Regions from separate parts of the Homo sapiens genome. Here region 2 is linked to region 1. A link is a loop called in an ENCODE intact Hi-C map of the cell type or tissue named here. Cell type or tissue: sigmoid colon. All regions are shown on one strand.

Region 1 (5,000 bases):
GTTATGACTTAAGCTTCATGGCTTAGATGGGTGGATTGATGATGATTCATCAGGACACAGAAACAAAAGCTAGGCTTGATAAGCAGTCTGAGAGAGAAAGCAATAATACTGGCTAACTCAGGTTGAGCTTGAAATTATTAGTTATTCATTCATCAGGTTCTTAGTGTCTACTATATGCCAGGTACCTTGTAGTCTCTTGTGGACAGAATGACAACAAATGAGGAAGCAAGTATATAAATAAACCAAGTATTTTCTAAGAATGATATAATCTATAAAAAAGAAAGCACAATGACATAAAAAGGAGTAACTGCGAATAATTTTATTTTGAGGGGGCAGTCAGGAAATGCCTGCCCTAAAAGCTGATATTTGATTCTGAATAGCAAAAATAAAACCTAAGGAAGGAGCATTTCAAGTAGAGGAAACTGCTGGCACTGAGAATGAACACAAGTTCAGCATCTTTGAAGTCCAGGAGTTTGGTAATCAAGGGGAGTATGCTATAATATAAGGTCAGAGATGCAGGCAGGTTTCCATAGGACATACAGGTTGTCAGATCCCACAATCAGTTGTCTAGAAGACTTTGCACCTCAGGAGAGAAGACTGAGATATGGATAAAAATATGGGCATCATCTATCTACAGGTGACATTTGAAATTATGGGAGTTAAGGAGAACATATGAAAAGATAAAAGGGCAATAAAAAGAACATGGGAAAATTTAATATTTAACAGGTGAGCAAAAGAAGAAGAATCATCAATGGTGATAAACAAAATGATCAGAAAATTAGGAGGGTGAAACGGAGATTGCAATGTCTTAGATTAAAAGGGAACAGGAAGTTGCAAGAAAAAAAGAATGATCAACAGGATAAGTGTCATGAATAACAGGACAAAAAATGTTTCTAATACAAAATGTCAATGAAGATCATTGGTGAATTTTTCTTATGCAGTTTACTAGAAGTAGTAAAAACAAAATCTTCTTGTAGTAGAGTGAATGGGAACATCTAAATGCAACAGAGTAAAAAGCAAATTAAAAGTGAAAAGTAGACATAGCCAATGACGATGATTTTTCCAAGGTATTTGTTTTAGAGAAGAGAAAAATTGGACTGGGAGCATTTTTTTTGATAATATAAATTTGAATATATACTATAGGTTCTAAGGAAGGAGTTAGCAGAAACAAAAATTCAGTAGAGGAGATAAACAAAACCAGCTAGGCCCAACAGAAAATTGAAAGATCAGATCATCCCCCAACAATTGGAAGGATTAGCTTTGAATGTGAGACATAATTTTCTTTAGACTGTAGCCATTTGAGACACCTAATAATCTTTATGTGAATAAATTAGGATTATAAAATAAAAAGACACCATCTCTACAAACCCAAAGAAATCTGTAAAACTCTTAATGGTAAAATCTCATGCTGTGTTGTACTAGAAAAATTTTAGGTTTGTTGCTGTTGTTTTGAGAAAATCACTAAGGAACCGGGCTTCTTAGCATCCTTAAAATCTTATCATTTATATGATTGCCTCCTATACCTATCTATGAAATTTTCACCTACTAGGCCATTTACTGGCCAAATATTTTGGTTACTCATTTCCACAATTTTAGTTCTTCATTTTATTAATCATACATTCAAAATGGTTTCATCACATACTTGAAATTTTTAGTTACTTTTCTCTCTACCCCTGACACCAAAAAATGCTTCCTTTTAAATCCCTAGAAGGTTCTCTGAAAGCACCGTTTTAAATGCTAAGATTGACCAAGACACCAGATAGTAATGGGAATGACTGATGATCTAAATTCCAACTCTTAGATAATACACCATAAGAATAAAGGAAATAAATAATGGCAAATTCATAGAAATACAATATCTAGCATGGAGAGAATGCATATCTATTAAAATATTGCTACTGTTTGTGGTTAATGAAAAACAGGAAAGATTGACTGCTTGTTCGATTCCTGGCCCCAAAAGTTCTATATCTTGCTGGACTTACCATGAACCTCTTAAGTGTAATTGTTCAACAACCTCTTAACTTGTCATTTTTCTGATCTTCTTCCCCAACAATCTCATCTTTTAAGTTTTAGAAGACATAATGTTTTGAAGTTTATGGTACTTGCTTTTTTTTTTTTTTTGCATACATTGTAATAACTGCTAGGGTCACTCCATACTAATCAAAGTATGATTCAGACTACCTCACTGATATTGATGGAGTAGGCAGCTAGGCAGACATGAACAGGGCAGGAGAGGGCCCTCCACCCCAAGAATGTCAGGCAATGACCAGGTGATGGTCAGGTGGCTGTTAAACTATCTCTCTAAAACCATAATTGGTGGCAGCTGGTGCCAGGGAACAGTGGTCTCCCAATAGATAGAAAACACCTGAAGCTGGTGATCAGCTGCTTACCAATAAGATCTCAGGAATTGGACGAGTGGGCTCAAGCAGGTACATAAGAGGCAAAATTGCAGAGTTTGACCGGTATATGACCTTCCCCTAGAAACACTCAGTAAGAAAAAATGACTCCAGTGAACATGTGCATAACTTCAGTAAACATACTGTGCATGTGGCCCCTCCCGAGTGCCAGCAGGCCACTGTGCATGAAGACAGCCAGCCCCAAGGGAAGAATCAGGAGAGAAGAAACAGAAACCCTGGAACCATGCCAATGTATATAACCTCAAGTAAAGGGCCAAATGAGGCAGCTGGAACTGTCAAGGTGCCTGCTTGGCCCTCTTCCAAGTGTACTTTCTTTTGTTCCTGTTCCAAAAACATTTTAATAAACTTTCACTCCTGTTCTAAAACTTGCCTTGGTCTCATACTGACTTATGCCCCTCAGCCAAATTCTTTCCTATGAGGAGGTAGGAATCAAGTCGCTGCAGGCCTGTTAGATTTGCCACTGCTAACAATATCAGATGATAGGCTTAGAGGTGCAGGACTTAATATATTTTGTGAAAAGGTCTTAGGCATTCAGTATATTATTATCATTATTGTTTTTAGTTTGCAGGAATACAAATGATGGAAGCCGTGAACCTGACAAAATAGCATCAACATAAAATTTCTAATAGTTTGAATTTTAACTTACCAGACACTCTTTCAAAACGAATTGTAAGAGAACAGCTTTCTTTTTAATTTAACAAGCATTTATGTAGCACCCATTATGTGCAAGCTACTGTTTTTAGCACTTTTCAAATATTAACTCATTTAAATCATTGTGACAACAGTATGAGGTATGTATTGTTATCAATATGGATGGTACAACTGGAGTCAAGAGAAGTTAAATAATTTGCCCAACCTTACATATCTAATAAATGCTTTTGGGGTTCAGAAAATCACACCCAAAAATGTGGTCCTTTGGCATGTGGAGTTCTTTGAATTAGAGGAAACTGCAGGGCCTCAGAAATAAACCTCGAAACCAAAATCTCTCTCTGACCTTTCCTGTCAACCTGTCTCTCTGATCCCCTTTCATTCCCACAGCACAAATAGGAGATTTCTCTGAAGTTTCTTTATTTGTTTAAGGGAACTTCATCCAGAAGAAATGCATTGTCTTAAAAGCCCTTCCCTAGGAGTCTTGTCAAACAACCAGCAAAAATTAACCACTGGAAAAAAGAAACGACTATAAGTCATCACCAAGCCCAGAAAGACATTTCATCTATTCTTCTGAGGGCAGCTCCTAGGGATTACCTGAGATACTTTATCTGCATAATAACACTATTTTTCTTCATACTAAAGTTCCACCCTTCATCTTCTTCACTACCTCCCTCAGACCTCAGAGGAACTTTCTCCCAGGCCATTGTTCCTTGGGTGCACTCATTTCTCCTAAAAATCACTTACTATCCCTCCAATTGTCTACATGCCCCATTTCCTTTCCCCTACAAAGAGGGTATATAAACTTCACCATCTGGACCTTCTACAAGTCTCATGTTTTATATGCCCCCTCACCATGCTTATGCACATTAATACATTTCTACGCATTTTTCTTCTCTTAATCTGGCTATTGTCAGTTCATATCAGTAAACATTCAGAGAGGGTGAAAGAGTAGCTTTCCGTTTGCTCTTGTATCACCAAGATTCGCTCTGAGAAAATCTGGCTTTAAAAGACAGTGAATTCAGCATGAAGCTGAGTCTTTGCCAAACAAAGTAAGTAAGCTCTTAAAAAAGTAGAAGAGAGAAGCCTTGAGAAAGAAAGCTTCCTGGGTCTGGACTAGGAAAACTTGACTAAAGCTCTATATTTCACTTTTCTTTGGGGGTTCTCTCTTTGGATCATTGATAACAATGTAGGAGATCAAATTATGCCCTCCAAAATATGACTGGAGGAGACCAGAATATGTCACCCTAAAATATGGCTATAGGAGACCAGAATACGCCACTCAAAAATATGCCTCTTTGGCATAAGGATTATTTTGAGTCATTTTATTTGAGAAACTGCAGACACAGTAGCAGCTCTGAAAACAAAGTAGAAATCACCCTTTCCTATGGAAAATTTGTATCTACAAAGGAAATCTCCATTTGTAAGTGTATCTCTCTGTCTTCTCAGGAAGAGAAGGATCACTAAGTCACTAGAAACTCTTATCCATGAAGAAGGCACTGACTTAAATCAACATAACAAATCCTGTCCTGGTTTACTGTGATTTTACCTCCCCATTACTGCTCCGCCACCCAAAACTCTTCTTTCTTTGCTGCAGCTGAAGATGGTATTTAAACCTAAACTCAGAGCTACCTCTTTGAGATTTACTCATTCCCTAGGTATGTCCAATGTATACACGAGGTACATGTTAGTAAATTACTGTTTGCTTTTCTCTTTCTAATCTCTTTTGTTACTGGAGTCTGTCTCAACTAAGAACTATGAAGCGTAGAAGGAAAATTATTTTTCCTGCCCTATAGCAACAATGGCATGCTCTTCCCTGTCTAAAATTCTGCCCAGCCATGACAGAATTAAACCTTTCTTTGCTTCTACTTTGAATAAACAAGCTAGGCTAGCATTTCTGAAATATAATTTATAATATTAAGCATTAAAGAAGGA
Region 2 (5,000 bases), 370 kb after region 1:
TAAAGAGACAGGTCTTGCTCTGTTGCCCAGGTTGGAGTTCACTGGCACAATCATACTCACTGAAGCTTTGAACTCCTAGACTCAAGGCGATCCCCCTGCCTCAGCCTTCTGAGTAGCTGGGACTACAGGCACGCACCACTGTGCCCAGCTAATTTTTTCATTTATTGTAGAGACAAGGTCTTACTATGCTATGCAGACAGGTCTTGAACTCCTGGCCTCAAGTGACCCTCCCACCTTGACCTCCCAAAGTGCTGGGATTACAGGTGTGAGCCAAGGCACCTGGCTGGGGGTTTCTCATCTATAATTTTTTAAAATGCAATTGTGAGTATGTTATTTGGCACCTGCTGTTTGGTGTCTACTCTAAAGATTCTGAGGTTTTACTTAGGTGAACCACTGTGATAAATTTTATTGATACATTTTTCAGATATGAAAGTATCCTTAAATTCCTGGGTTAAACTCTACTTACTCATTGCAGAATATTCCTTTAGTATTGTTAAAATCTATTCACTAAACATACATTTGTAAAACTAAGTCATAAATTTTAATCAATTTTTATTGTGAGAAATTTTCAAATACTTTTTGAAGTAGTAAAAAACAGTACAATGAACCCTCACATACTCATCACTCAGGTTCAATAATTACCAATTAATGTCCAATCTTGTTTCTTGTATACATTTTTACCTACTTCCCCACTATAAGATTTCATTTGAAGTAAATTTCAGGAATCTTATCATTTCACCTGTATAAAAATTCAACATGTATTTCCAAAATACTCTTTTAATATACTTACAATATCTTAATTCATTAATATAAAAATTCCTTAATGCAATGACATATCCAGACAGTGTTCAATATTCTTTATTGTCTCATTTGAAAAGAAGCCGAGATTCAAATAAATGCTAATAAGTTAGTTGGCATTCCTGTTTAAGTGTTTTTTTTAAATCTATAAGTTTCCCCATGTCTTATCAGTTAGATTTATTAAAATTTGTTTGACTCACAACAAATCCACCCTCTTTAAATGTACATTTTTGTAAATCATGACAAACTCCTACATCCATGGAACCATGGCTACAATCAAGCTAGAGAATACGTCCATTACCCTCCCAAAATTTCTTGTGGCCCTTTATAAGAAATCCCTTTCCTACCCCATCCTCTGGTAACCACTAATCTGATTTCTTTCCCTGTAGCTTTGTCTTTTCCAGAGTGTCAAATAAATGAAATCATATAGCATGTAGCCTTTTGAGCCTGGTTTCCTTACTTCACATATGCATTTGAGATCCATCTATGTCACTGCATGTTTCAACTGTTCCTTTTTGTTGCTGAAACCTATTCCACTGTATGGAATTCCCTAGTTGATGGACATCTGGGCTATTTCCAGTTAAGAACATTATACATAGGCCACCCTAAGCTTTCCTATACAGATTTTTTATATGAACCTATGCTTTTATTTCTCCAGGGTTAATAACAAGGAGTAAGATTAGTGGGTTATACAGAAAATGTTTGTTTTTTAAATAAACTATCCATCTGGATTCCAAAACTGACTGCTGTGAAATTTTAGATTCACAATAGGGAAATGTATGGTTTTCCCATTCCTGTACAAACCAGGACTTGGTTTTGTCCAGTTTTTTAAAGTCATTCTATCAGGTGTGCAACAGTAACTCATTATTGTTTTAATATGTACTTCACTTAATGGAGAGAAACATCAGTATTTCTTATGGTGATTTTTAAATGTTCATAAGTTTTATTCTAATTTTCTCATCAAAGATTTCTGCAGAAAATTCACTGGTACAACCTACAAATCACAACATTCAAATCAAGGCTTTCATTAGAGCTAAGTGTCTAAAATCTCTAATGCGTATTGAAATCTATCAACAGCTATTTCCTTTTTATAAGTTTTATATAGGAATTATGACCAATAAGTTAATTCATTAATTCATTTAATTATTGTTTCTAAAACATATTAAGCCTGCTTTGTTCTCAGTATTCATAGTTGTAAACTGTGAAGTATATTCACTTCAAAACAAGTAAAAAAGGAAAATATGTATGTACCTATTATAGTGCAAATGCTTAGAAAACATTTTTTGTTGTTTCTTAGTATCTTCCAGAAACAAGATTGACCTAACTGCTTTATTTGATTAAATTGCAATGATACCTCTTAAAAATTCTTTAAAAAAATAAGATTCCAAATTTGCATTTCAGACAGGTGAATTATATTTCAATATTAAAATAAAATTTAGAATTTTAGAGATATGTAGTAAATATTTTAATTTTATCATTTGTTTCACATACAAAACCCCCACAAATTCAGGTTTTTCAGGCACACTAATTACGTTGAACACAGCAAGGTGAGAGCTCCTCCTGCTGGCTCCAAACAAAAGTTACCTAGTCCCTACCAGACAGCAAAAACACTGTAAACTCAGTAGGAAGAAAAAAAATTACATCAGCATTAACATCAGTAAAAAAGCCAATACTTTTCCATTTTTAATATAATAGCAATGTTTAAATAGGAAGATTAACACCTATTATTTATGTAAAGAGTACAAATGAAAATACAATTATTTATTCATAGCATAAATTGAGAAATTGAATAAAACAAAAAAAATAGCCTGGGGGCAATAAAATAAAGTTCTAAAAATACACATTTTGTTTTGTAAGCAACATAATGCATAGAATGTGTCTGTGTAACTGCATACAATTTTCCTATTAACTTTTAGAAAAAAATTTTCAGCATATTATATTTCTTTCTGAACATGTCTTTTAGTGTATTAGAGTTGCCTTTATTCATGCTTTTGGAAATTATAAGAAAATTTCATAATGTTTTAAAAGACAATATCAAATGATAAACACAAATTTAATAGTACTGGATTAAATCTGAAAGTTATGATTACCTAAGAATAAAAAGCTAAATATTAACTTCTTGCCTTTAAATATTTTATCAAGTCTTTATCTACATCATTTCAGTAAATCTAAAAGGTATTAGTTTAAAAACAATTAGCATATTGATTTATAGTATATAATAGAAGATCATCTTTATTCAGATAGCACAGTAAGAAAAGGATGAGATTTTATTCATATATCACTTTGAAAAATTACACAAGGAAGAGATAAATCAAGCCACTAAGAAAGTAGCTATTCTTTTAGGATAATTTTGTTGTAAAAATTTAAGTCAATGTCATGTAAATTGAGTCCAAAGATTTATCAATATGTTTTAAAGTTCAGACAATCATAAATACATGTTTGAGAACTTTCTCTAACAAACCTTATGAAAAAAAAGTAAGGGGTTTCTTCCTAGAATCATTCAATTTAGAAGCTTTAAGGCCCAGCTTAAGGTTCTGAGTTACTAAGTAAAGTTACTAAGTCACTCAGTAACAGCACATCAGTAGAGGTTTATGATGGTTCTATGTTCCACTAACTGTAACACTCTACTACCTCCAATAGCTCTTAAAAAACACCAATAAACAAAGACAATACTTCTAACATCATGACCAGATACAATCAGAGAATACTTCGAATTATAGATATATAAACAAACATGTATCTTTATACGTTACATTTTAGAAGCAGTCCATTTAAATATAATACTGTTTAAATGCTTTAAACTGACATTTAGATTATCAAATTAATCCAGTTTTAACATCACTGTATATTTCTGAAAGGTAAGAACCAAAAATTTTTACTTTCAGATATATATAATATGGGTAACTACCCTCACACGGAGTTGCAACCATATTTAATTCTGAAAAAAATCTAACATAGATTGCTTTAAATCAACACTGAATTATGTTGACTCCTGGTATGGTCCTCTCTGTACTTGGAATATTTTAAGATAAAATCTTCTAAAGAGGATCATACTTTCTTAAAAACAACAAAGCTACTTTTATCTAGAACCTGAGATCAATTATTTGTTTAGTAGGTGTACTTACAGCATTTTGTTTTGTTGTGGTGGTTATTCTTATTTTTTGTGGTTTTTGCTTGTTTCCATGTTTTTAACATAGAGGGTGTTCATTATTTTAATTTTATCTATCCCTTCAGTTACATCTGAGATTGGAAATTCTATTTGTAAGTATAAGGTAATATGAACATAGTGATGTTAGCTTTTTCTAATTAGAGAATAAAATCAAGTCTAGAACTTTTGAAATTACACCTTTCAGTTTTCTACTCTGCTAGAGAGTATCTTTTTCAGAAAACATTCAAATATCTCTGTCCCTTCTTAAAAATAGATGATTCCCTTAGTTACTAAAATAAGGTATAAAAATAAAAAATTACTTTTCTTCACTGTTATCTTAAATAGAAAAAAAAGGGCAAAACACTCAAGCTATATAATTTTCTACCTAACTAAATTACTTTCAGGATAAATCAAGTGAAGCAGTTTGCTATTACTTAGAAAGCAAGTTATACTCTAGAGCAAGAACTATCACTGAAAACCTTATCCAAATAATGAATGGTTAATAGTTGATTAAAATATTACTAGAAATGTTCATCTTGACTTTCATACCTTCTTATTTCACTCATTCCAAGAACCTCCAGATCCTTATCCTGACTGACAGAGCTATATTTGCTTCAGCCTTATAATCATTCCTAAAACCTGCTATTACCAGCACTTACCACAGAGACCAAAGGATAACTCGGGTGTGGATGTGATCTATCACAAGGTCACCAAACTACAGGTTCCCTCCTGGGCTCCTGAGCAAGGTCATTGATATTTATTAATGAGTTACCTCAAAAGTTGTGCTTTCCTATAAAATTGTTCTGTTATCTGTGTGGTTAAAAATGAGTAAAAGAAAATTTGGCATGTCCCTAATTAATAGCAATTAGATGCTTCCTCTATTTTGACATCTTCAGCACTTCGTAAGCAAATTCAGTTGAGACCTATATTATTTACATTTGTCTCAATTACTCAGGGATTAAATAGGTAGAAAAGACTATTTGGCTATAGTCTTAGATTTTCTAGTCTTATATTTAATAAATGTTGCGAGTCTCTCATCTCTCACAAAGAAGTG

The links. Peaks named below come from ENCODE experiments on the same cell type or tissue, not always from the same donor. Only the 100,000 strongest peaks of a DNase experiment are listed, where the experiment ranks them.
Region 2: a loop joins it to region 1, with 2.6 times the contacts of the local background. A loop is called at or near these places in 1 of 110 quality-filtered maps.

Annotation. Positions count from the first base shown.
Region 1 is chr3:97,230,431-97,235,430 of GRCh38, reverse strand. All of the region lies in intron 4 of EPHA6 (EPH receptor A6), which reads right to left. Among named protein-coding and RNA genes, the nearest start is that of EPHA6, 420 kb to the right of the region's middle. In sigmoid colon, no CTCF peak of the experiment used is centred here; a DNase peak (open chromatin) is centred at 2,580.
Region 2 is chr3:96,860,685-96,865,684 of GRCh38, reverse strand. All of the region lies in intron 1 of EPHA6 (EPH receptor A6), which reads right to left. Among named protein-coding and RNA genes, the nearest start is that of EPHA6, 49 kb to the right of the region's middle. In sigmoid colon, a CTCF peak has its summit at 2,355 (motif pointing left); no DNase peak of the experiment used is centred here.